Linked DNA regions of Homo sapiens: region 2 is linked to region 1. Evidence: chromatin contacts called from ENCODE Hi-C or POLR2A ChIA-PET data. All regions are on one chromosome and are shown on one strand. Each heading gives the region's core, a stretch centred on a gene start or an enhancer-like site at or near the end of the contact. The rest is flanking DNA. Distances are from core to core; before and after follow the strand shown.

Region 1 (7,721 bases), core at 2,135-4,634:
TGTGCCATGTCAGTTTACCATTGCCATGGAAACACCTGGGAGTTACCACCCCTTTGGCAATCACCTGATGACACAGAAGTTACTGCCCTTTCCCTAGAAATTTCTGCCTAATCCGTTGCTTAATCTGCATGCAATTAAACGTAGGTATAGGCCAGGCGTGGTGGCTCACGCCTGTAATCCCAGCACTTTGGGAGGCTAAGGTGGGCAGATCCCTTAAGGTCAGGAGTTCAAGACCAGCCTGGCCAACATGGTGAAACCCTGTCTCTACTAAAAATACAAAAAGTTAGCCAAGTGTGGTGCCATGCACCTGTAATCCCAGCTGCTCGGGAGGCTAAGACAGGAGAACTGCTTGAACCCAAGAGGCAGAGGTTGCAGTGAGCTGCAATCACGCCACTAAACTCCAGCCTGGGTGACAGAGTGAGAGTCTGTCTAAAAATAAATAAATACATAAGAGATAGGGAAGACTATCAGAGGAGTAGCTTTGGTAGTAAGATAATTTAGTTTTGGACATTTTGTTTTATTTTGTTTCTGCTTTTGTTTTTTGAGATGGAGTTTTGCTCTTGATGCCCAGGCTGGAGTGCAATGGCACGATCTCGACTCACTGCAACCTCTGCCTCCTGGGTTCGAGTGATTCTCCTGCCTCAGCCTCCCTAGTAGCTGGGACTACAGGCACCCACCACCATGCCCAGCTAATTTTTTGTATTTTTAGTAGAGATGGGGTTTCACTATGTTGGCCAGGCTGGTCTCGAACCCCTGACCTCAGGTGATTCGCCTGCCTCGGCCTCGCAAAGTGCTGGGATTACGGGTGTGAGCCACTGTACCCGGCTCAGTTTTGGACATGTTAAGCTTGAAATATTTATTAGACATCCAACTATCCAAGAGAGGTTGAGTAGGCAGATGGATATATATCTGGCATTCAGGGGAGAAGTCCAGGGTGGACATACAAATGTAGGAATGATTTACATGCAGATGGCCCTTCCAAAAGCCTGTCTTTTTTTTTTTTTTTTTTTTTTTATGATGGAGTTTTGCTCTGTTGCTCAGGCTGGAAGGCAGTGGTGCCATCACAGCTCACTGCAGCCTCCATCTTCCACACTCAAGCAGTCCTCCCAACTCAGCCTCTCAAATAGTTGGGACCACAAGCATGCGCCATTGTGCCTGGCTAATTTTTTTTTTTTTCTTTTTGTAGAGGTTGGGCAAAGTGGCTCACGCCTGTAATCCCAACAGTTTGGGAGGCCAAGGTGGGTGGATCACTTGAGCTCAGGAGTTTGAGACCAGCCTGGGTAACATGGTGAAATCCTGTCTCTACAAAAAGTACAAAAATTAGCTGGGCATGGTGGCGTGCACCTGTAGTCCCAGCTACTCAGGAGGCCGAGGTGGGAAGACCACTTGAGCCTGGGAAGTGGAGGTTTCAATGAGCCATTATCATGCCACTGCACTCCAGCCTGGGTGACAGAGCAAGACCCAGCCTCAAATTTGTTTTTGTAGAAAAGAGGTCTCCCTATGTTGCTCAGGCTGGTCTGAAACTCCTGGGCTCAAGCAATCCTCCCACCTTGGCCTCCCAAAGTGCCAGGACTACAGGTGTGAACCACTGTGCCTGGCTGTAGAAATCTGTCTTTGAATGGCCTGGAAACATGGTCACTGATTATGCCATAGAGCTTTCCTTCAGGCAAGTCTAATCCTTCTCTCTTCCCCTCTGCCCTCCAAGGAGAGAAGATGGGGCTCTCAATCTTTGCCCTGCTGACCCTTACTGTGTTCCTGCTGCTGCTGGCTGACAAAGTACCTGAGACCTCACTATCAGTACCCATTATTATCAAGTACCTCATGTTTACCATGGTCCTCGTCACCTTCTCAGTCATCCTTAGTGTCGTGGTTCTCAACCTGCACCACCGCTCACCCCACACCCACCAAATGCCCCTTTGGGTCCGTCAGGTAAGAAAGATCTCCTCCTCCAACCCCAATTTTCCTTTTACAGACCATAGGGAGAACTATAGCTATGTGGCAGAGTGTTGAAGTGTCCAAGCTTGTTGAGTGTTGAAATGTTGCACAGTTAAGCTAGCCCCCATCATTATCATTTCACAGATCCCATACTCTCTTCATCAATACTGCCCATCTCGGGTCCCAGGGAAATATTCTTAGGGTTAGGTACTATCAGATTGGAAGCCCTCTCTTTCCAGTTGGGATACCTCCCAACCCACTAAATAGCTTTTTTTTTTTTTTTTTTTTTTTTTTGAGATGGAGTTTTGTTCTTGTGGCCAGGCTGGAGTGCAATGGCACAATCTCAGCTCACTGCAACCTTCACCTCCCAGGTTCCAGCGATTCTCCTGCCTGAGCCTCCCAAGTAGCTGGGATTACAGGCACCCGCCACCACGCCCAGCTAATTTTTGTATTTTTAGTAGAGAGAGGGTTTCACCATGTTGGCCAGGCTGGTCTTGAACTCCTGACCTCAGGTGATCCACCTGCCTTGGCTTCCCAAAGTGCTGCGATTACAGGCGTGAGCCACCGCGACAGGCCCAACCCACTAAAGAGCTCTTAGGTCTGTGTGGCTGCATTTCCTTGTGTAGCTCGTTTGTGGAAGAATATGCACGCACATACTCACGCGCGGGAATGGGCATGTGGAGTGGGGTGGTTGGCTGTTTCCCTTCTGGTCTGAAAGCATGAAAGCCCCCACCAATACGCCTCTTCTACTCTGCAGATCTTCATTCACAAACTTCCGCTGTACCTGCGTCTAAAAAGGCCCAAACCCGAGAGAGACCTGATGCCGGAGCCCCCTCACTGTTCTTCTCCAGGAAGTGGCTGGGGTCGGGGAACAGATGAATATTTCATCCGGAAGCCGCCAAGTGATTTTCTCTTCCCCAAACCCAATAGGTAGGACTACGCCCGTTACCCACATAAGAGGGAGAGGGAGAACTACAGTTCCCAGAAGAGTGTGCGGAAGAAGCGGCCCATGCTCTCGGAAGACGCTGTGGTTGAGCATCATGGGAGTTGTAGTACTCCTGCTGCTCACTTTGAGGGGAGGTGGGAACTAAAACAGAGGCGGTGGAAGAAGTTGCACAAGGCTAGAGAGATCACTGCTGGAGGGAAAAGCATGATGGGCTCTCGGGTTTTGAGAACTGGCAAGTTGTTGGAGGCAGCTGGAGCGGGGCCTGGGTCGCCGGCACTGGCTGTCTTTGCGTTTGGGCGTGGCCAGTCACTCCTCTTCCAGGTTCCAGCCTGAACTGTCTGCCCCTGATCTGCGGCGATTTATCGATGGTCCAAACCGGGCTGTGGCCCTGCTTCCGGAGCTACGGGAGGTCGTCTCCTCTATCAGCTACATCGCTCGACAGCTGCAGGAACAGGAGGACCACGATGCGGTATGTCCAACGGGGGTGGAACAAGGCCAGGTCTAGGCGACCTTGGCCCCACCCCCAAATTCCGCACCAGCACTCGCTTTCGTTTTTTTTGTGTGGTTTTTTTTTGGCTTTTTTTTTTTTTTTTTTTTTTTGAGACAGAGTCTCGCTCTGTCGCCCAGGCTGGAGTGCAGTGGCTCGATCTCGGCTCACTGCAACCTCCGCCTACGGGTTCAAGCGATTGTCCTGCCTCAGCCTGCCGAGTAGCTGGGACGACAGGGGCGCGCCACCACGCCTGGCTAATTTTTGTATTTTTAGTAGAGACGTGGCTTCACCATGTTGGCCAGGCTGGTCTGAAACTCCTGACCTCAGGTGATCCGCTCGCTTCGGCCTCCCAAAGTGCTGGGATTACAGGCGTGAGCCACCGCGCCCGGCCTCGCTTTCGTTTCTGATTGGACCTCTCCCTCATTTGGTCCCACCCCCTGCTTACCTACTGGTTCTTTATGCCCATGCATTGCCTGCAGTCTCGCTCTCCTGTTGGCGCTGCCGGCTGTTGCCTCAAACCAGTGGTAGGAGGACTCAAGCGGGTAGCGGGCGGGGAAATGGGGGGGTTTCCCTGGGGGTCTGGGCCCAGAGCTCAGGAAGTTTCCTTTGCCTACCCACAGCTGAAGGAGGACTGGCAGTTTGTGGCCATGGTAGTGGACCGCCTCTTCCTGTGGACTTTCATCATCTTCACCAGCGTTGGGACCCTAGTCATCTTCCTGGACGCCACGTACCACTTGCCCCCTCCAGACCCCTTTCCTTGAAGACTGGAGGGTTGAGACCCAGGCCCCCTGCCAGTTGAAGTGAGAGTTTGGTGATACTGTCAAGCCCTATCCTTCTCTGCCTCTTAACTCCTTCACGAGGAATCTGGGCCTCTTATTTCGTTTCTGGGGACTGCATTGGACTGAGGGCTGGGTAGGCAGGTGTCTTGGACCCACCTGAAATGCAGTATCATCTGATTTACTCTTTGGGATCTTGAAGAAGCTCTTTTGGGTATCAACACCTAGGTCGCCAGTGAAATAGAACACAGAACAGGAACTAGATTATAAGCCTTATGAGGTCAAGAAATGTGACTTGGCCGGGCGCGGTGGCTCACGCCTGTAATCCCAGCACTTTGGGAGGCCAAGGCGGGCGGATCACCTGAGGTCGGGAGTTTGAGACCAGCCCGACCAACATGGAGAAACCCTGTCTCTACTAAAAATACAAAATTAGCCAGGTGTGGTGGTACATGCCTGTAATCCCAGCTACTAGGGAGGCTGAGGCAGGAGAATCACTCGAACCCGGGAGGCAGAGGTTGCAGTGAGTCAAGATCACGCCATTGCACTCCAGCCTGGGCAACAAGAGCGAAACTCCATCTCAAAAAAAAAAAAGTGTCTTGTTCACTGCAGCATGCCCAGTGCCACGCACAGGTGCTGACCTATAGTAAGTGCTTAACATTTGTTGAATAGGGGAAAGAAATTTCCGGAAGTAAATACAGCAATTAATAATGTTTATAAGCTGGGCATGGTCGCTCAGGCCAGTAATCCCAGTGACTTAGGAGGCTGAGGTGGGAGGATTACTTGAAACCCACAGTTTGAGACCAGCCTGGGCAACATAGTGAGACCCTGTCTCTAAAAAAATAAAAATAGAAATAAAGTAGTGCTTATTGTTTGCATGTTGGGTCTTGTGGTCGTTTTCTTTTTACCTTTCTGTAATTTATTATGTTTTGTAATGTGTACTATCTCTGGGATTAAAAAAAGTTATTTCTACAAGCATGCATTGGTAATGAGAAAAAACAAGCGTTTTGAAGGCCTTCATTCAAGTTCCAACCTTGGTGCTCACACAAGCCACTAGCTTGCTCTGTACTTGTTTCGACATCTGTAAAATGAAACTAATGATAGCATATGCCCTATAGGATTGTCTGGGGATCACAGGAGATGGGAAAAAAGCACTATGCGATATGTATCAGAGGTTGCAACGGTGTGTTTTTTGTTTGGCCTGCACAGTTTTAAATTTGAACTAGTTCACTACTTTTATTTTTTATTTTTTTTCAAGACAGAGTCTCGCTGTGTTGCCCAGGCTGGAGTGCAGTGGCGGGACCTCGGCTCACCACAACCTCTGCCTCCCGGGTTCAAGTGATTCTCCTGGCTCAGCCTCCTGAGTACCTGGGACTGCAGACCCACACCACCATGCCCAGCTAATTTTTGTACTTTTAGTAGAGATGGGGTTTCACTATGTTGGCCAGGCTGGTCTAGAACTCCTGACCTCGTGATCTGCCCGCCTCGGCCTCCCAAAGTGCTGGGATTACAGGCGTGAGCCATCACGCCTGGCTACTAGTTCACTGCTTTTAAAATGTGGATATTTCATGAGAAATTTGGCTTCCTGGCTTCTCTTGAAAATAATCTTATTTAAAAAAAAACTATAGAGACAGGGTCTCACTATGTTGCCCAGGCTGGTCTTGAACTTCTGAGCTCAAGTGATCCACCTGCCTTGGCCTCCCAAAATGCTGGGATTACAGGTATGAGCCATCACACCCAGCCTCAAAGATAATTTTAAAAACTATAGTAGTCCGGGCGTGGTGGTTTATGCCTGTAATCCCAGCACTTTGGGAGGCTGAAGCAGGCAGATCACGAAGTCAGGAGTTCGAAACCAGCCTGACCAACATGCTGAAACCCCGTCTCTACTAAAAATACAAAAATTAGCTGGATGTGGTGGCGTGCACCTGTAATCCCAGCTACTCAGGAGCCTGAGGCAGGAGAATCGCTTGAACCTGGGAGGTGGAGGTTGCAGCGAGCCAAGATCGTGCCACTGCACTCCAGCCTGGGCAACAAGAGCGAAACTCCATCTCAAACAACAACAACAACAAAAAACTATAGTAACACCAGGCCTGATTCCCCTGTTGGCAACAACTTGTGTAGAGCTTAGTGGCTGCCACTCTGGTCAAGTTATTCATACCATAATTCCTCAAAGCCCCTGTAAACCTGACCCACGTCACTTAGTTTACCTGCCCATCCCTCCGTAACACTAGAAAAGATACAGGGGGCAACGAATTGAAGCCAATGGGGAAGCCACAAGTGGAAAAAGAAAGGTTGTGTCTCTTATGGCCATCACACATTTTATGCCTCAGTTTTCTTTCAATTTGGAAGGAAGGTTAGACCTGGTTTAAGGCAGGGCCATTTTGGACATAGAGATCTCGCGCCCAGCAGGTTGTATGAACTAGACTGTTAATATTTCTGGCTGGATGTTGGGCCAAAGTCAGCTTGAGCCTACAGTCAACAAGCCCTCACTCAACTACTCAACTGCTGGAAGTTGCGTCCAAACAGGGAGCATTGGGCCACAACTCACAGGGATCCTTGTGGGACAAAGTTAGCATGTTCCTTTCCCCCAGACCCACCAGCCACGCAAATAATTGCACCTGGCATCCCACTGTGGAGCACAGTTCATTTGTCTTGTTGGTTTATTGGCCTACAGAGTTGGACACACACACAAATGCGGAGATAAATATTGGTCAGTTTCTCTAAATCTGGGTCCTCACTACGTATAGAGCTAGTCTGTAGAATTCTAAATTTTGCGTGCTGCGGCACAGAACCAGTGGCCTTCTCACTCTGCCACCACCCGTCTTCCCAGGGAACATGGGGAAAGAGGGCACGAACTGACAAGACTTGATCATTTTCAAAAGACAAAACTGCAAAATCCCAAATTTCCAACATCTGAAACTCACAATATTCAAATTCCCCAGCTCAAATACATATATTTTAATCTCCACGTCGCCACAATCTCATTTGTTGCCCAGAACCACCACATTCTGGAAGCTATTTTCCTTGATCATATTTAAGAAAAAAAAAATGTCTACAATCTCAATTCTCCCAAAAAAAAATGTCCATGGTTTTGGAATTTTGACCTATTCTGAAGTTCCAATTCTCCGGTCCATCCTCAACCCTTCCATTTTCCCATGCCTGTTTGCCTCAGAGGAGTATGGGTTAAGGATATAGGGGCACTGTCGTCACCTCTGCCCCTGCCTCCAGGCCTTCCTCAGTCTCTCTTGTGGTTCCGCTGTATAGATAGATAGATATATAATTTGTGTGTAGATATATATATATGTATTCTTTATTACGTATTTTTTTGCAGTTTTTCTAAAGTGCCAGAAACAAGATTTGTGGGAATTTTTAGTGATTTTTTTTTTTGTGTGTTTTTCCCCATTTGAAACCTTTCCCCCCCTTAAAAATTGGAACTTGGTACATTCAGTAGGAAATTCGTCACTCAGGCTGTGGCCAAGACCAAGAAAAGTGCAAAGAGACAGAGGAGGAATGAAGGAGTGACTCCTCTGTGGTTAACATTCAGGGAGCCTGTCTAAAACCTCCCCTTTTGTATATG
Region 2 (7,721 bases), core at 3,047-5,546, 260 kb after region 1:
GCCCACCTTGGCCTCCCAAAGTGCTGGGATGACAGGCATGAGCCACCGCACCCGGCCTGGAGCTGCTTTAGATGAGGAGGTCAGGAAGGTCCCTTTGAAAGAGATGCCCTTGATCAGGACCTTAAGTCATGAGACAGGAGTAAGCCATGCACACTGGGGACGGGCATGCTAGACAGAGGAACAGCAAGTGCACGGGCACAGAGGTGAGATTGTGGTGTGTTTGGGAACAGTAAGAAGGACATCACCACCACATGCATGTTTCGGATGTGTCCTGTTCTTCCCTAGCCTCGGCCTGGAGGGGAGTAAGTCACTTAGGGTCTTGGATCCACATTAAGGAAGTTGATCTCACTCAGTCTCCCATCCCCTTGCCTTTTGTTTCTTGTGTGTCTGTGACTTGTGTTTTCCTCGTCTAAATTTTAAGCTCTGGGAGGGCAAGGATGATGCTCTGAGCTTTTTTGGGGGCTGTGGCACAGCTGCTGGCAGAGTCCAGAGCAGGAAGGCAGAGCGGAAGTAAAGGAACCGAGAGGGCTGGGACCACAGAAGCTAGAGCTGTCGCCCTGCCATCCCCAAACCGCATAGGATTGAGGCTGTCTTGGGGCTGAGCTGTAGAGTGAAGCTCAGGCTTTGCCCTCCTTCCAAATAACGGCAGCTGAGGGATACTATTCAGCCCGAGGTGCGTGTGTGTGTGCGTGTGTGTGTGTGTGTGTGTGTGTGTGTGTTGGGGGTTTTTAGGGAAAGGGGAATGGGGCAAGGAGTGGCAGTGGGAATTTCTTTTCTTTTTCTTTTCTTTTTTTTTTTTTTTGAGACAGTCTCGCTCTGTGGCCCAGGCTGGAGTGCAGTGGTGCAATTCTCGTGCCTCAGCCTCCCGAGTAGCTGGGACTACAGGCATGTGCCACCACGCCCGGCTAATTTTTTGTATTTTTAGTAGAGATGGGGTTTCACCACATTGGCCAGGCTGGTCTTGAACTCCCGACCTCAGGTGATCCACCCACCTCAGCTTCCCAAAGTGCTGGAATTACAGATGTGAGCCACTGTGCCTGGCCTTGCAGTGGGAATTTCTGATGCGGAATGGTTGACATCATATCTGGAATTTTAATTAGAATGAAAAATGGCCCTTCCTAAGGGGCTATATGGGCCACCGTGGACATGGGGCTTGGGAGAGTTTTGAGACCTGGGAGAAATGTCACACGGTGGTTTGGAGGCAGGAGGCTGTCTGGCATAGGCTCAGAGTTGGGTGGGGGAAGGAAAAGGGACACAGAATGAATGGGAATGACAACTGGGCAGCCAGAGAGCTACTTGAAAGGTAGCAGGGAAAGTGGAGTTCTGAAGGGAGTTCTGAGGGGACCAGGCCCCAGGTACCCCAATTCCCACAGGGAATCGAAGTGTTCAGTTTTCTGGTTCTCCCTCTTCCTCCAGTTGCCATCAGAAACTCAGGCACCGCAACCCCAGTGGCTGGCGGGGTGATGTCGGGGGGAGACTGAGCTGCTTCAGGGGGTAGCAGCTGGTGAGTTGGGAGGAATCTGTGTGCTCAGCAAACAGCAGCCTCAGTGCCCGGTGGCTGCCTCCTCCCTCATCAATCAGCCCCAGCCAAATGTCCTTGCATTCCCACCACCCCAAGGGGACTGGGGCTGGGCCAGGGTCCCCAGGGGAGATGGGGATGGGTGGGGGGAGGTGAAGGGGGGTGCTTGGCTTCCTTTCCCTTGGCCTCTGTTCTCTTCTGTCCTGGAAGCTCTCAGTTCTTCATGTCATGGAATGACTATCCTGGCCCCTACCATCGTGGGGGCATCAGCTACAAATCACCTGTGGGGGGCTGCTGGGGGAGAAGGATGAGTCAGGCTGTAGAGTAATCTACTCTGGTTCTCACGGGACCAGCCCAGGGCACAGCCGGCAGGGAGGCTGCTGGCATAGAGGCCCTGTCTCCCCTGGCCTCTGTCTCTGATGAATGATCCGGACAGCAGGCCGAGACCCTGACCCCTGGAATGGACCTCTCTTTCCACCTTCTCCTAGCCCCCAGTCCTCATCCCCTGCTTCCAGCCAAGATCCAGAGGTCTGGCCCCCAGCTCACCCCAAATCTGCTGTTCCCCACTAGGGACTGGGGTCTCTAGACCTTAGCCTCTGGCTCCCTTTCCCCCTCCTCAGCCTTTGCTCCCCTCCGGGACCCAGGCGTCCTGCCCACTCCCTTCACCATAACAACCATTCTTTTGGAGTTGCTTAAGACTTTAATATCATTTCATTAAGTCAGCAAGTTCAGAGAAGGTTGGGGGCACAAAGAGACTGGGGGTGGGCAAAAGAGGGCCAAAGTAGGGGGGAGGCAAGGAAAGATCCCCCACCCCCCTCTCCGTGGAGATGGCTCTGAGAAATCAAATATTGACAATGAGGGAACAGAACTTATTAAATCTGGGACAGGGATGTGTGTGGGGAGCTGTGGGAATGGCCGGATGCCTGGGTTCGGAGGGTAATGAAGGTTCTGGGAGGAGGAAAAGGGCCGTGGCTGGGAGGTGCAGCAAGGCTGAGGCTCGAGGTCACAACTCTTCTGCCCTTTCCTTTGGGATGTACACGGTCTTGCAACCCTGGCTGTTTCTCTAGCCCCGAAGAGCCCCTGGGGAAAAGACCCCCATCATAGCTAGCTGTGGTTGCCCCGCCTTCGTCCCTTCCCCCTACCTCCACCTCTGTTGATGAGCTTCAGCAGCGTTTAATCGGATTGAGCAGTAATTAGCAAAGCGAGATGTTTGATTACCTATTTAGCATAATGTGGGGGGCTGGGATCCGTAGGCACAGCCACAGTTGGGGAGGGGGGTTTAAGAAAAGAAATGGGGTCTGTGCAAAGTTCCTTTCCCCGAGGGACCCATGAACCTTGCCCCTGAGGCTCCCCACCCCACGCCTCCAGCAAATTTTCACTCCTTTGGGACTTTTCCCTAGGGGTTCTGGCCAACCACATCACCTCTGTCTGCCACCCATGGCCTATCTGGCTAGAGGAACACCTCCACGTTCCATCTTAGCTGTGCTAGCTGTGCAGCTGGTTTTGGGGTGGGCGGTACTCCTCTCCTTCCATTCCTGCTGTCAGCAACAGGAGTCTGGCTGGGCAGGAGGAATTATTGGGGGTCGGGGGGAGGGAAAGGGTTGACACTTCTGGGAATAAAGATACGGTAGGTGGGAGGGTGAGGTCAGCGCTGGGATAGGGTGTGGTTAATCCACTTGCTCTTCAGGAGTACCAGGGACTGCCACTCCTGGTAGTGCCAGGCTGGCATAATGAGATCTGTTAGGTGTGAACGCCAAACAGAAAATGGGGGAACTGAGGTGCCAGCTTCTCTTCTCCTCATCCAGCAAAGAAAATGTCATAAATTTCGCTCCTCATGGAAATGTAATCAGTGGGCTCGCTGCTGGCTTTGTCTTAATTAGGCACTATTGATGGAAACAGGGAGGGCGCCTTCCCATCCCCCCACTCGGCTTCCTCCCTGTATTTCCCAGGTCTCCCCAAAGCTCCTCCCGGCACCAGGTACAGCGGTCTTCCAGGCGCCTTCTAGCAGCCCCGGCCCGCAGCGCCCCCTGGCACCCTCGGAGATGTACCCCGGCCCTCATAGCCCTCCCCTCTCGCCTCCTCTCTCACGACGCAGCCTTTGTTCCTATGGAGAGCGAAGCCCCTCCCAGGCCCGGTCACCTTCCCCAGGGAGTCCCCGCCTCTCATCCCCCCCAAAAACCAGCGATGCCTTCGAAAGCCAATCCTCAGATTCCCAAAACTCCAGTTCCCGTCTTCCCTCCCTTTCCCCGCCCCGCGCCGCCCCCCCGCAATCCTAGACCCCAATCCGAACTAAGAAGGGGGAAGGAGCAGGAGGGCAAGGGTGCTCCAGGCCCGGTTTTTCCCCCGGATCCAGCTGCACCCACGGCTGCCTGGAAATCCTGGAACGCCTTCTACATCGCGAATATCCCTCGCCGGCCTGGCGCCCGGCGCCATCTGCTGGACCCGTTCCGGCTGGGGCGCACAGACCTGGGCGCGGGGTCGGGCGATTGGGTTCTCCCTGCCTTTTCAATGTCCTGCGGGGCGGTGGCTCACTGTCTCTCGCCCCAGCCCTTCCAGCTGGGTCCTGACACCAGGCCCCCCGCACCCTTCGGCTCGCCAGATGTGGCTACTTTCCTTTAGTCCCGGAGCCTTCAAGCCCTGGGTCCCTGAGGGGTAGACCTGGGCGGGGTGGGGCCGCGAAGCAGGGATCCAGGGCGCCTGCGCGGAGGAGGCGGGCTCCGAGGGGCCGCACACCGGCCACTCGCCCCTCCCTGCCCGGGGTTGCCATGGGGACGCGTGCAGACGCCGGCCCGAGAGGGCTGCGAGGGGCAACTTCTTAGAGTGGCCCATCGGTCGGTCTAGGGAGGGGAGGGTCAGCGTGGCAAGGTGTGTGTCGGGGGCAGAGGGAAGGAGGGAAGGAGTGCTGGGGAGAAGGGGCAGTAGTGTCGGGGTAGGAAGGGACAGTTGTTGGGGAGAAGAGGCAGTTGTGGAGGGAGAGGGAGCAAGGAATATTTGTGTGGGGGAGGGGGAGGAGAAGGGGCAGTTGTGACAGCTGGGGGGGAAGAGCCATTCTGAGGGGAAATTTGCCTGCTGGTAACCAGTTTAAGGATACCAGCTGCTGGTATAAATACTGCTGGATAAATACTGCTGGATTTATACTGCAGGATAAATACTGCTGGCCCCTGCGGTATTTCCTAGTACTAGAGTGAGCCCCGACTTAGCAGAGCAGTTCCTCCTGGGGCCTGCGGTGTGGGATCGCGTGGTGAACCCCACGGTGCATGCGCCTCAGGCTCTAGTTTGAGGCAGGAAAGCGCAGCTTGATGCTTCTCTGGAGACTGATGGAGGAAGCCTCCTTGCTGTAGTTGGTTTTATTGATTTGCTGGCCTAACAGAACGTTTTTCCTTGGAGCAAAGTACAAATCCTTCAAGTTTGAAATTCATAACCTGAGATCAATGCCTGTGGCAGCCTGTGGGGATGAGGAAGGAGAGCCACAGGTGCCGTTAGGCTGCAGCCTAATGAAAAGAGAGTGCCCAGCGCCTCAGACTTTGCGCCTGGGATTCTGAGCACCTGTCCGAGATCCCCGCTTCCTGCCATCCTACCTTTCTGAGAGAGGCACCACTGTGACCTTCCTCGTGCCCCAATTGCTTTTTCCTCATGACACAATTTGAAATTTATGATTGGATGACTTTTGTCCTTCTTTCTTCCAATCTGTTCTCAGGGCATTTTGAGTCAAATAAATGATCCTGACTGATCTTAACCATTAGCACAGAGTTCCTCAGCCAACTCTGCTAAGAGACCTCAGTACACACAAAACAGTGTTCCTGCCCCTCAGGACTTCAAAGCGATAGACCCAGGTGGCAAATACTGTTTTTCTCTGTTTACAGATGTTGCAGATTTTAGTGGGATTGGGAGGAGCATATTTCCATTTAACTTGGGAGGAAAAGAGGTACATAGGAAAATCATCTTGGTTTGCTTGAATGATTGAACAGTGACAAAGGATGGGGGATGTGCACCCCTTCCTTGATCCTCTCTCACTCACTCATGGTCCTGGAGGGTAGAGTGGATGAGGGTTTGGGCAACCACACTTCAGCTTGATAGATCTTTTCCTGATTATCTTATGTTCTCATACCCCGGGGCAGAGATAGAGGTTCTAAATCCTCATTAGTGGGGTGTCTGGCCATCTTTTTTTTTTTTTTTTTTGAGATAGAGTCTCACTCTGTCAGCCAGGCTGGAGTATAGTAGCATGATCTTGGCTCACTGCAGCCTCTACCTCTCGGGTTCAAGAGATTCTCCTGCCTCAGCCTCCCGAGTAGCTGGAATTACAGGCACGCACCACCACTCCTGGCTAATTTTTTGTATTTTTAGTAGAGACGGGGTTTTGCCATGTTGGCCAGGCTGGTCTCGAACTCCTGACCTCAGGTGATCCACCCGGCTCGGCCTCCCAAAATGCTGGGATTACAAGCATGAGCCACCGCACCCAGCCTGGCCATCATCTTTAACTCCCATTTGTTCCTAGTGCCTTGAGGGACTGACTTTGATTTTTAGCCCAGTGCCCCGAAGACAGTAGGATATCCTAGGGAAAAACAGCAAGGCCTCCCAGGCCCCTGTGGAGTACAGAGCCCTTGTGGTTAATGGAGCAGGGTGTGGGTACCACCAGAAAAGATGATCATATTGAGTTTCAGTCAATTTATGAATTCAAAAGGGACTGCTTGTATCAGGGGGCTGGTTCAGGGGTGGTATCTGCTTGTAGACTCTCCACTCCTGTATACCTGTAGGTTTTGCCTGCACGATGTCCAGCAAAGCTGAGAAGAAGCAGCGATTGAGTGGCCGAGGAAGCTCCCAGGCAAGCTGGTCAGGGCGGGCCACTCGGGCTGCTGTGGCCACACAGGAGCAGGGGAATGCCCCGGCTGTCAGTGAGCCAGAGCTGCAGGCTGAGCTCCCCAAGGAGGAGCCTGGTGGGTACTTGCTGGGGCAGAGGATGCTTAGCAATGGAGGGTGGGGAAAGTCAGAGGGGCTTGGAGGCATTTTAGGGCTGGGGAGCAGGCGCTGTTGCTTCTGGGCAGGAAACGGGCTAAGTGACGCCCCCAGCCATGGAGGTTCAGCAGCCCTGCCACTGAGTCCTTTTTTTGTATGTCTTCCTCCTGGCCAGCCTCATCCTTGTTCTTTCTGTCTTAAAATTTCCCACAATATACCAGGAGTTCACCAACCAGTCCTTTCTCTAGCCTCTTCCTCCTTATTTCAAGTGTTCCTGGTTGCTCCTACCCCACTGAAGAGGGTTTGATCTCTTCCTTTTTCCCATTTTCACCCTGGGTGGCAAAACAAATAATGTTTTTCTCCCATTAAGCCCATCACCATGGAGACTCAGCCTGTTTTGCCACCCTTTGAATCCAAAGCCCGGCTGATGCTTTCTACCATCTGTTGAGGGCTGTTCTATCTCCGCCCTCATTTTGGCAGGGACTTGGTAGACTGCGGAGGTTCAGGTTCAGGATGACAGGAAAGAAGTCTAGATCTAGGGAGGAAAGAGTTTAACGAGGCAGCCTCTTGTGGCTTTGACCTGAGGGATTCCTTTCCTGTGGGTGAGCCGGAGCCAGTAAGGTTGGAAGGTTTTTGGTAGTTGTTGCTATTGCTGGGATCTCCCTGAGAGCACTGGTCAGTGTAGACAGGACTATGAGCTAAGTGTAGACCTCCTTCTTTACCTGGAGCTCCTTTACACTGATAGTAGCTTGTGAAATAGAATCCCCTTCTAAAATTAAAGGTTGAGAGGTTAAGCGTGGGCATGGGAGAAAAGTCCCTGGGCCATAAGAACTTGCATTAGGTTCCAGGATCTTAGAAATGTGCAGAATGTATCCTTCTGAGTTCTGAAGTGCTCAGGTGAAAGCAGTTAAAATGGGATTGCTCGCTGCTAGGAGGAGTAGGGGAAGATGGGAGGGAAGACAGTGAGGTTCAGTATGGAGAATCCTCTGGGGAGGTAAGGGAAGGAGCTTTAAAATGAATGTGTTGGCCTTCGAACAGCAAGGATTTCTGCCTCTCCCAGCTCCAAGCTTTCTTTTCTTTCTTTCTTTTTTTTTTTTTTTTTTTTTTGAGACAAATTCTCACTCTGTCTCCCAGCCTGGAGTGCATTGGCATAATCTCAGCTCACTGCAACCTCTGCCTCCCGGGCTCAAGTGATTCTTGTGCCTCAGCCTCCCAAGTAGCTGGGATTACAGGCATACACCACCATGCC

The links. A loop is a pair of places that touch in the nucleus more often than their neighbours do. ChIA-PET counts read pairs that join two places held with the same protein, here RNA polymerase II (POLR2A). Pooled maps may share reads with other maps.
Region 2: a loop to region 1 is called in a pooled map, with 3 times the contacts of the local background. The contact joins the promoter of DNAH2 here to the enhancer-like site in region 1. A Hi-C loop is called at or near these places in 1 of 50 pooled maps. POLR2A ChIA-PET finds 5 or more read pairs at or near these places in 4 of 52 experiments (WTC11, activated CD4-positive, alpha-beta T cell and endothelial cell of umbilical vein).

What each region holds. Positions count from the first base shown.
Region 1 is chr17:7,452,592-7,460,312 of GRCh38, forward strand. CHRNB1 (cholinergic receptor nicotinic beta 1 subunit) reads left to right here. Exons shown (of 11, transcript NM_000747.3): 8 at 1,706-1,929; 9 at 2,693-2,865; 10 at 3,203-3,350; 11 at 3,992-5,119. The coding sequence ends at 4,132. It overlaps ZBTB4 (zinc finger and BTB domain containing 4), which reads right to left. Exons shown (of 4, transcript NM_001128833.2): 4 at 6,787-7,721. Among named protein-coding and RNA genes, the nearest start is that of CHRNB1, 11 kb to the left of the region's middle. RefSeq lists enhancers at 3,100-3,601, 3,129-3,208, 3,289-3,448. Within about 2 kb of position 3,385, at least 33 of the 41 ENCODE cell types and tissues checked have a DNase peak (open chromatin) inside an H3K27ac peak, as active enhancers do.
Region 2 is chr17:7,713,448-7,721,168 of GRCh38, forward strand. DNAH2 (dynein axonemal heavy chain 2) reads left to right here and starts at 4,297. Exons shown (of 86, transcript NM_020877.5): 1 at 4,297-5,352; 2 at 6,274-6,453. The coding sequence starts at 6,288.